3 separate regions of the Homo sapiens genome follow, and regions 1 and 3 are each linked to region 2. Evidence: chromatin contacts called from ENCODE Hi-C or POLR2A ChIA-PET data. All regions are on one chromosome and are shown on one strand. The core of a region is the stretch at or near the end of the contact, and the rest is flanking DNA. Distances in the headings are between cores, read along the strand shown.

Region 1 (2,700 bases), core at 98-2,597, 170 kb before region 2:
ACAAGGCTTCAGAGGGTTAAAACTAGCAGTCAGAAGACCTGCGGATTCCTGTGGGGAAATTCGGTCAGAAGACCAGCGGAGGATCCCTGTGGGGAAATTCACAACGATGCGGCATCTGACTTCCTGACTCTGAAGGCCAAATGAGATGCACCTGGCCCTCCTCTCCCCACTCCCCAGCATCAAAGACAGCATTTCCAGCCCAAACACCTTCAGAGCAGCCCTGGCGAGAAGAGAGGAGCAAGGAACTGACTCCAGGTGCCGCACTTGAGTCTGTCTAACCCAACATTCAGAATCAGACATCCCCGTTGCCTTGGGGTCAGTCCCCACCCCAACCTCAAAGGGGGGCGGTCAGGATGTCTGCAAGTGGTGCTTTGTGCTCCAGCAGGTGCACCCGGACTCCACGATGTCTGCCTAACTTCCAAGCCCAGTTTTGCAGCCCTGCCCCTAGATTCTCCCTCGAGGGTGTCTGGCCTTAGCGCTCTTCAGATTGGCTTCTTAAACGGAGGGAGGCGGGCCGGGGGCGGGGTTCCTTGGTCATTTACTTGTGAATGGTGTGCCTGGTTTCCGCTCTCTTCCGGGCATGGAGCAGGTGTCCGTACTGCAGGCCCCTCCACGGGCGTTCTCTGGTCAGTACTTCTCTCCTGGAGGAAGTGGAGAGCTGCCAGGAGGGAGAGGGTGGAGGTATCTTGCCCTGGCTCACAGTCATTTTCTTGTCCTCTGCCCCCAACCCAGAAACCCCATTGGTGTACTCCCTGTCCCCACGTGTTCAGCCACGGAGGGAGGGACGCACTTCCACCTAAGCTGGCTCACTCCGCTGGGCCCTGAACGCGGGGGCGGCCGGGGCGGCTCGCAGAGCACAGGGCAGAGACCCATCCCTAGGACGACAAGAGCCGGCGCTGCCCCACCCCGACCCCGGCTGGAGTGCGCTCCGGCAGGACCCAGCTGCTCTCCGAGAGCCCAGAGAATCGAGGCGTTTACGCAAAAGCCCGAGTAGCTGAGCGCTTGCTCCGGGGAGACGCCCCGCCCAAGAGCAACCTCTGCTCGGCCAGGACCCGCTTCCCCACCCTGGGGAACCCGTGCAGCAGCCGGGGCCATGAAGCCGCCGAGGGCTCCCACCAGCCCGGCCGGGTCAACCTCGACCTGCGGCACGGTGCCGCGGCCCCTAGGAAGGCTCCCCTGCTCCCCGTGGGTACCAGCGACCGCCCCAGCTCCCGGAGTCCCTGCAGCGCGTCCTTTCCGGCCCGCCCCCGGCACCGCCGACCGCTTTACGGCGGAGGTCGCGCCGCACAGCGGGCTGCCGTAAAGCGCTCCGAGGCGGAGCCGCCGCCGCGCGGCCGGGGCTTCTCACTCTGACGGGCCCGCGCGCACGATGGCCGGCGCCGCGCCGCGGGTCCGCTACCTGGCGGGCTTCTGCTGCCCTCTCGGGGGCCTGGCGGCGGGCAAGCCCCGCGTGCTGTGCCATGAGGCAGAGGTCTTCCTGTCCACCGGGAGCGAGCTCGTCTACGTGTACGACCAGGAGGGCGGGCTGCTGACCGTGAGCGCCGGCCCGCGGGGGCGGGAGGGACCGGGCGGGGGCGGCGGTTCGCGTGAAAATGAAGACCGCGGGCCCGCGCGTCGCGTCGGCCTGACCCGCGCCCCGGTCCGCAGGCGGCGTTCCGGTTCCCCGACCAGGTGTGGCACCTGGAGCTGCTGGCGCCGCGCAGGTTGCTGTACGCGCTGTGCGCCCGGAGGGGCCTCTACTGCCTGTCGCTGGACCACCCGGGCAGGAGCAGGTGAGGGCGGGCCCGCGGCCTCCCTCCCGCACACTCCTGCTGCCCCCGGACTGCTTCAGAGCGAGCAGCCCCACCTCATCGCGCTTGGGGACCCGGGCTGCCGCCAGCTCTGAAGCCTCGGCCGCCATCCCTGCCCGATTATCTGGAGCCCCTGCCCCCAGCACTCTTTCTGCAAGTGTCTTGCTCACAGTCCTTAGTAAGTGGGGTTCACATGGTTAAGCCCACGGCGGGGCGCGGGATCCTGTCCTTTGGGCCCTGGTGGCCCGGTGCTGTCTGGTGAGACACGCCCCCGAGGTTGGGTCTTTATTGGAGGGAGGAGACAGCAAAGGCACCGTGACCCCGAGTCAGTGATCAGTGGACACCATCTGGGTTGGAAGGAAGCGAGCTCCGGGCAGCCAGGCCTGTCTTCAGTGCAGAGCCAGCAGCTGCTGACCGCGGCCCAGGCTGTAGAGGGGGCAGCCTGTGCACTTTGCAGCCTGGGCCTCAGCCTGACGGTTCTATGCTGACAGGTGTCGGTTCACGCTGGTTTTGGATGCCTGGTACTTCTTGTCAAGAGTATCCTTCGTGGGGAAGGTGGGAGGCCATGTGGCAGATGGACTGCTGAGCGGCCTTGGGGGTCACTGCGGGAACCCCTGAGCCAGACTACTCCATGCCAGGTTATTGTGAAGAGAACGTGGGAATCCCACCCTGCCCAGGCCTGACCAGTGCGTCCCTGTTCTCAAAGGTCTACGAGCCAGGATGACAGGGACAGCGAGGACGGTGACCAGCCTTCCCCCGTGATCCCTGTGGACCCCGATGCCTGCATCCTTCCCGATGCTGCGCTGTGCGCGTTCACCTTGCTGGACAGTGTGCTGGTCACCCTGGTGCAGGGCCCTGCCCGATGGAAGATGCAGCTGTTTGAGCAGCCCTGTCCTGGGGAGGACCCCCG
Region 2 (2,700 bases), core at 42-2,541:
CCGGGCACTTGCCGCCGCCCTGCAGGCCTGGGTCTTGCCGCACTTGTTCTGTCGTGCTGGGGCACACGGAGCCAAGACCAGAGCCGGCGCATGTGCTTGTCAGAGAGGAATCCAGGGAGCCCTGTGGGGGCTGCTTGGGGAAATGAGGCTGTCATCCCCGCGCCCCAGGTGCTCAACGGGGAGGATAAAGGAGCCCTGGCCTGCGGGAGGCAGCCCCAGGGGACGGACGGAGCCCTGGTTCAGAGCCCAGAGAGGGCATTGGAGGGCCAGGCCTCAGCCAACTCCATTTCTCCCCTCTCTGGCCTGCGTGGGCATCGGGGGCATGGTGGGTACCAGATCCTACCCTGCCTGCTCAACCCTCTAGACAGCCTGGGACACAGAGGGCATGGTGGCCATGCCCATTTTACAGATGAGCAGAAGGAGACTGTGAGAGCAAATAACGTGCCCTTGTTCACACTGAGGGCCTGGGTGCGTAGGCTCTGGATTCTTCTGGAAAACTAGTACTAGGGTTGGCTGACTTTTGGGCCTGGGACAACCCTAAGACTCCTGGCTGGGGCAGACATGATGCGTCCCGACTTCTGCCTTGTAGACCAGGAGCAGAACAAAATGGGCCTCATGACCAGCCATTGGGCGTCTTGGCCACAGCACCCACGGAAAGATGTGTCAGGGTCCAGCTCTTCCTGGGAAGCCCCTCCGAATGCTCCCGGCCAGCCTGTTTCTCTGGGATGAGGCCCCAGCAAGGCAGATCGCAGCCTGCAGCCGGGAGGAACTGCTAATATATGGCAAGAGTCTGGAAACCAGATTCCAAAAGGTCACGTTGGACTGGAACCAACAAGATTACGTTGAACAGGCTGGATGTGAACCTCCACTTTCAGGTTCAAAAATCAGTTGTAAAAATGCAGGCAGCTTCCCACTGAAGACTTGCTGGGCCAAGCTGCAGCTGTCTGCACCACTCAGGCAGTTCATCCACGCCCTGTCTCCCCAGCACAGGCCCTCTTGTGCATTTCCCTGAGCCCCAGCAGCTGAGCCTGCGCCCTGGGGTGGGAGTGGGGGATCCCGGGATGTCTGACCCGCTGTCTCTGATGTCAGGCCGGCTGGGGGAGGGGATGCAGCTGGAGACAGCAGAGAATGGGGTCCTTGTGCCACTGTCATCAGGCCCGGAGCTTCCATGAACACGGCTTTGTCTGCACCCATACCCCGTGGTGACCACGGGACCAGGGGATCAGTGGGCCTCTGAACAAGAGGGGCGTGCAGAGCGGCTTTTTGGCCTCAGTTAACTCTTAAATGGGTGTCAGAGGCACTGTCTTCCCCTAGCTATGCGCCTCGTGCCTGGGAGCCTTAGGGCCACACGGAAGGGTAGAAATCAGTTTCAGGTCAGGAGGTCTGGAACAGCTTTGTTAAACCCAGTTTTTTTCCTATGAAAATGGCTGCAGACACTGGGGGAGGGAGAGGGTGGCCCTGATCCCGATGACTCTGAAACATGCTTGGCCTTCCCCAGAGATTCCTGCTCCCAGCCCAGGCCCAGACGGCAACAGAAGCTCATGGTGAGTTCACCCCGGTCCTGGTCTGGCACCTCATTGCTGGGGAGGTCTCGGCAGTCCAGAGGAGGTAGCCCCCACCCTGGGCATCCATCCGCCCAGGCCCCAGCCTCCGCGGGAAGACCCAATTACAGAAGAGAGAAGTATGTGGAGACCCTTGGCTGAGGTTGGGGGTCCTGGAAGCTGGAGGTAGTGTTCCTGGGTATAGCATGATGGGTTGATGGGTGGGTTTTATTCTCTTTTTAAGGATTTTTTATATTTTTCAAATTTCCCTTTTGAAATGTATTCATTTTGCAATCAGAAAACAAAACAGGCCAGGCGTGGTGGTTCACACCTGTAATCCCAGCACTTTGGGAGGCTGAGGCGGGTGGATCACCTGAGGCCAGGAGTCCAAGACCAGCCTGGCCAACTTGGTGAAACCCCGTCTCTACTAAGAATACAAAAATTAGCCAGGCGTGGTGGTGGGCACCTGTAGCCCCAGCTACTTGGGAGGCTGAGGCACGAGAATCGCTCGAACCCAGGAGGCGGAGCTTGCAGTGAGCTGAGATCGCGCCACTGCACTCCAGCCTGGGCAACAGAGAGAGACTCTGTCTCAAAAAAAAGAAAACAAAACAAACCAGTGAACACTACTCCAAACAAATGTCCAGGCCCAGAGATCAGAGGCTGCAAGGTGGGCTCTGTCCCCATGTCCCCAGCCACACTGCTGGGGAACCCACAGGGTGCCAGGTCCCCTCAGCCCTGTCCCTGCCCCACAGGCCCCTGGAGTGATTGTAGGCTCTAGACTGCCTCAGTTTGCCCCCAGCCTCCCCTAGGTGCCCGGGGAGCCACTGGCCAGCCTCCGGTCGCACTCCACTCAGGGCTTGACGGGGAAACAGAAACCAGCCTTGAACGCCTTCCCACGCCCCAAAACGCCAGGGTGCACAGTGAGGGGAGCCCTGGTCAGATGGCACAGATGGCATTCCTGCCCGCGAGAGGCCCAGGACCCCGGGGAGCCAGAGGGGCAGGGTGCCCGCAGCGTCCAGGCAAATGGGCCCAGGCCCCCCGACACCCAGCTGAGGCCAGCTTCCCCCAGAGCGGTTTGGAGCCCTGCCCTGGAGAGGGGGCAGCTCGCCCAGCGTGGGGGTGATGCCACCAGGTGGTGAGGCTGCTGGGCAGGGCTGGA
Region 3 (2,700 bases), core at 99-2,598, 130 kb after region 2:
GATGTTGCCCCTTCCCCTCCAGGTCACCACCTCCAAGTCCCCGAGCATGTCTGACTCCAAAGACCGAGCCCTGAGCTGTGGCCTTGGCAGCCTTGGGGCCTCCATGCCCGACTAGACAGCAGGGAGGAAAGTCTGAGGGATCCGCCTCCGCCGTGGCTGAGTTGTGGCCTCTGTCACTTGTTAGGAAGGTGTGTGTTTTTGTGGGTGCCAGGAGCTGGGAACCTGCGTCAGCACCTGGCAGTGAGGAGCCGCTGGGACAGCATAAACACAGCATTCCTGGCACCACGTGCCAATGATGGTCACGGGTCGTGGTTTCTTGTGACTGGAGATGATTTTTTTTTTGAGATGGAGTCTCGCTCTGTCGCCCAGGCTGGAGTGCAGTGGCACGATATTGGCTCACTACAGCCTCCACCTCCCAAGTTCAAGCAATTCTCCCACCTCAGCCTCTGAGTAGCCGAGAATACAGGCGCGGCACCACACCCGGCTAATTTTGTATTTTTGTTGAGACAGGGTTTTGCCAGGATGGTGTTGAACTCCTGACCTCAAGTGATCCTCCTGCCTCGGCCTCTCAAAGTGCTGGGATTACCGGAGTGAGCCATCATGCCTGGCCTGGAGGCGATTTTTGAAGCCAAATGAGGGAGGATGGTTGCCCTGCGGCAGCACCCTCTGCTGGGTGTTCCTGGGGGCGTGCGTGGAGCCATCCCCCTTGGCCGTGGCCGCCTCTACTGTGGCTTAGCCGGGTGTGTTGCTGGCCTTCTAGGAGAAGAAATTCGGATGCCAGAGATCTCCTCCCTCCCGAGGAGCTCAGTCGTGAGCTGGCGGGGGCACTCCCCATACAGGGCCCCTTTCTGTCTTTGCGCAACCTGTGTTCATGTTGAGAGTGGAAGCGGCTGGCAGCACTCGGACGTTTTTCAGTTGCTGATTTTGAAGTTTTGTGTTAGTTTTACTGCAGCCAAGAGGCACTGCCGGCAAACTGTCCCTGACGCAAAGATGGGCTCCGTTGTGGAGAAGGCTGTGTGCATTGCCCGCAGACAGCTGCAGAGCGCCGGGCATGAAGGCTGTGAGTGCAGCCCTTGGCTGGTCAGCTGCTGCAGGCGGCGGGGAGCCAGGACACTCGCACAGCCTTCCTGCAGGTGCCCGTGCAATCCAGCAACACTTGCAGAACGCTGAGAGGCGTGGCGTTCCCGGGAGGTTCTCCAAAGGGACCTCTGGGGCAGCTCCCGGCTCACCGTGCTCACTTCCCGTCCCGCGGCTCCTGCACCCACACAGAGCTCCCCCTGGAGCCCCAGACTGGTCATTCACGGCCTGAGGAACTGAATTTTGCTCCTGCTGAGAAAATGACTGCTCTGAGGCAACTTGTCCTATGACAACGGAGATTTCCTTTGTTTTGCTATATTTTCCCTTCCCCTCCCCAGCCTCCCTTTCTTCACTTAGTAATCCATTGGACAGGCCCTCTTGATTGACAGTTATGGCTTGTTTCCGCATGGGGCCTCTGCCGAAGCCTAATCGTGTGATGGAGACCAGTATGTTTTCACCTGCTCAGGCGGGTGGCCATACGCTTATAGAATTGGTCACTTGGGCCAGGCGCGGTGGCTCACGCATGTAATCCCAGCACTTTGGGAGAATGAGGCGGGTGGATCACTTGAGGTCAGGAGTTTGAGACCAGCCTGGCCAACGTGGTGAAACCCTGTCTCTACTAAAGATACAAAAATCAGCCAGGCATTGTGGCAGGTTCCTGTAATTCCAGCTACAGGAGGCTGAGGCATGAAAATTGCTTGAACCTGGGAGGCAGAGGTTGCAGTGAGCCGAAATTGTGCCACTGCACTCCAGCCTGGGCGACACAGCAGGAGTCCATCTTAAAAAAAAGTTGAATTTGTTACTTTAACTAAACTGTAGAGCCTAGCGTCTGCTTTCTGTTAACTAGTTTATTACCCAGTAGGGTGGTACCTTCCCTCTACAGTTTGTCTAGGACTCTCAACTCCAAACTGACAACAGTGTAACTGTCTGTTTCCCTAGACTAACATATCAGGCTGCTCTTAGAAGGCTGGTAGAAAGCTAAGCTAATTGTCCCCATTTTCTTCTCCTATGGGAGCTGGTGAGGCCCCATCTGCTGCTCTGAACTGGACTCTGTGTGAATTCTTCCTCAGACAGCTTCACCTGAGTCCCCCTCGGCTGCAGCGCCTGTCTCAGTGGACATATGGCCTTGCTGGGACAGGGAGGTGGTGATGGCGGTGGTGGTGGTGGTGACGGAGGTGACGACGATGATGGAGGTGATGGCAGTGACGGTGGAGGTGACGGTGATGTAGGTGATGATTATGGAGGTGGTGGCAATGATGCAGCGATGGTGGTGGGGATGGAGATGGTGGTGGTGATGACGATAATGGAGGTGATGGCAATGATGGTAGGGTTGGCAGTGATGGTGGTGATGGTAGTGGTGATGGTGATGATGATGGTGATGGTGGTAGGGATGGAGATGGTGGTGATGATAGCGGTGATGGTGATGATGGTGACGGTGATGATGATGGTGATGGTGGTAGGGATGGAGATGGTGATGATGGTGACGGTGATGATGATGGTGATGGTGGTAGGGATGGAGATGGTGATGATGGTGATGGTGATGGTGATGATGGTGATGTTGGTGGTAGGGATGGAGATGATGGTGATGATGGTGATGTTGATGGTGGTAGGGATGGAGATGAT

What was found. A loop is a pair of places that touch in the nucleus more often than their neighbours do. ChIA-PET counts read pairs that join two places held with the same protein, here RNA polymerase II (POLR2A). Pooled maps may share reads with other maps.
Region 1: a loop to region 2 is called in a pooled map, with 2.4 times the contacts of the local background. The contact joins the promoter of FAAP100 here to the promoter of LINC03048 in region 2. A Hi-C loop is called at or near these places in 2 of 168 maps with a recorded cell type or tissue (OCI-LY7 and PC-9), 1 of 37 single-sample maps with no recorded cell type and 10 of 50 pooled maps. POLR2A ChIA-PET finds 5 or more read pairs at or near these places in 9 of 52 experiments (AG04450, Caco-2, H1 and 6 more).
Region 3: a map of ascending aorta shows a loop between it and region 2 (7-fold over the local background). The contact joins the enhancer-like site here to the promoter of LINC03048 in region 2. A Hi-C loop is called at or near these places in 20 of 168 maps with a recorded cell type or tissue (A673, IMR-90, MCF 10A and 16 more), 5 of 37 single-sample maps with no recorded cell type and 26 of 50 pooled maps. POLR2A ChIA-PET finds 5 or more read pairs at or near these places in 7 of 52 experiments (AG04449, AG04450, Caco-2 and 4 more).

The regions. Positions count from the first base shown.
Region 1 is chr17:81,551,000-81,553,699 of GRCh38, reverse strand. It overlaps FAAP100 (FA core complex associated protein 100), which reads left to right and starts at 1,347. Exons shown (of 9, transcript NM_025161.6): 1 at 1,347-1,534; 2 at 1,648-1,772; 3 at 2,497-2,700. The coding sequence starts at 1,370. It overlaps LOC124904085 (a long non-coding RNA gene), which reads right to left and starts at 1,341. Exons shown (of 2, transcript XR_007065947.1): 1 at 1,194-1,341; 2 at 1-658. RefSeq lists enhancers at 1-291, 821-940 and silencers at 341-410, 421-500, 1,081-1,240, 1,381-1,620, 1,681-1,780.
Region 2 is chr17:81,383,973-81,386,672 of GRCh38, reverse strand. LINC03048 (long intergenic non-protein coding RNA 3048) reads left to right here and starts at 1,291. Exons shown (of 4, transcript NR_164137.1): 1 at 1,291-1,544. RefSeq lists an enhancer at 115-683.
Region 3 is chr17:81,253,624-81,256,323 of GRCh38, reverse strand. The region is part of intron 11 of SLC38A10 (solute carrier family 38 member 10); the gene reads left to right. Among named protein-coding and RNA genes, the nearest start is that of NDUFAF8, 16 kb to the right of the region's middle. RefSeq lists an enhancer at 926-1,617. Within about 2 kb of position 1,348, at least 21 of the 41 ENCODE cell types and tissues checked have a DNase peak (open chromatin) inside an H3K27ac peak, as active enhancers do; they include A673, ascending aorta, heart right ventricle and 3 more, where a contact is called at or near this core.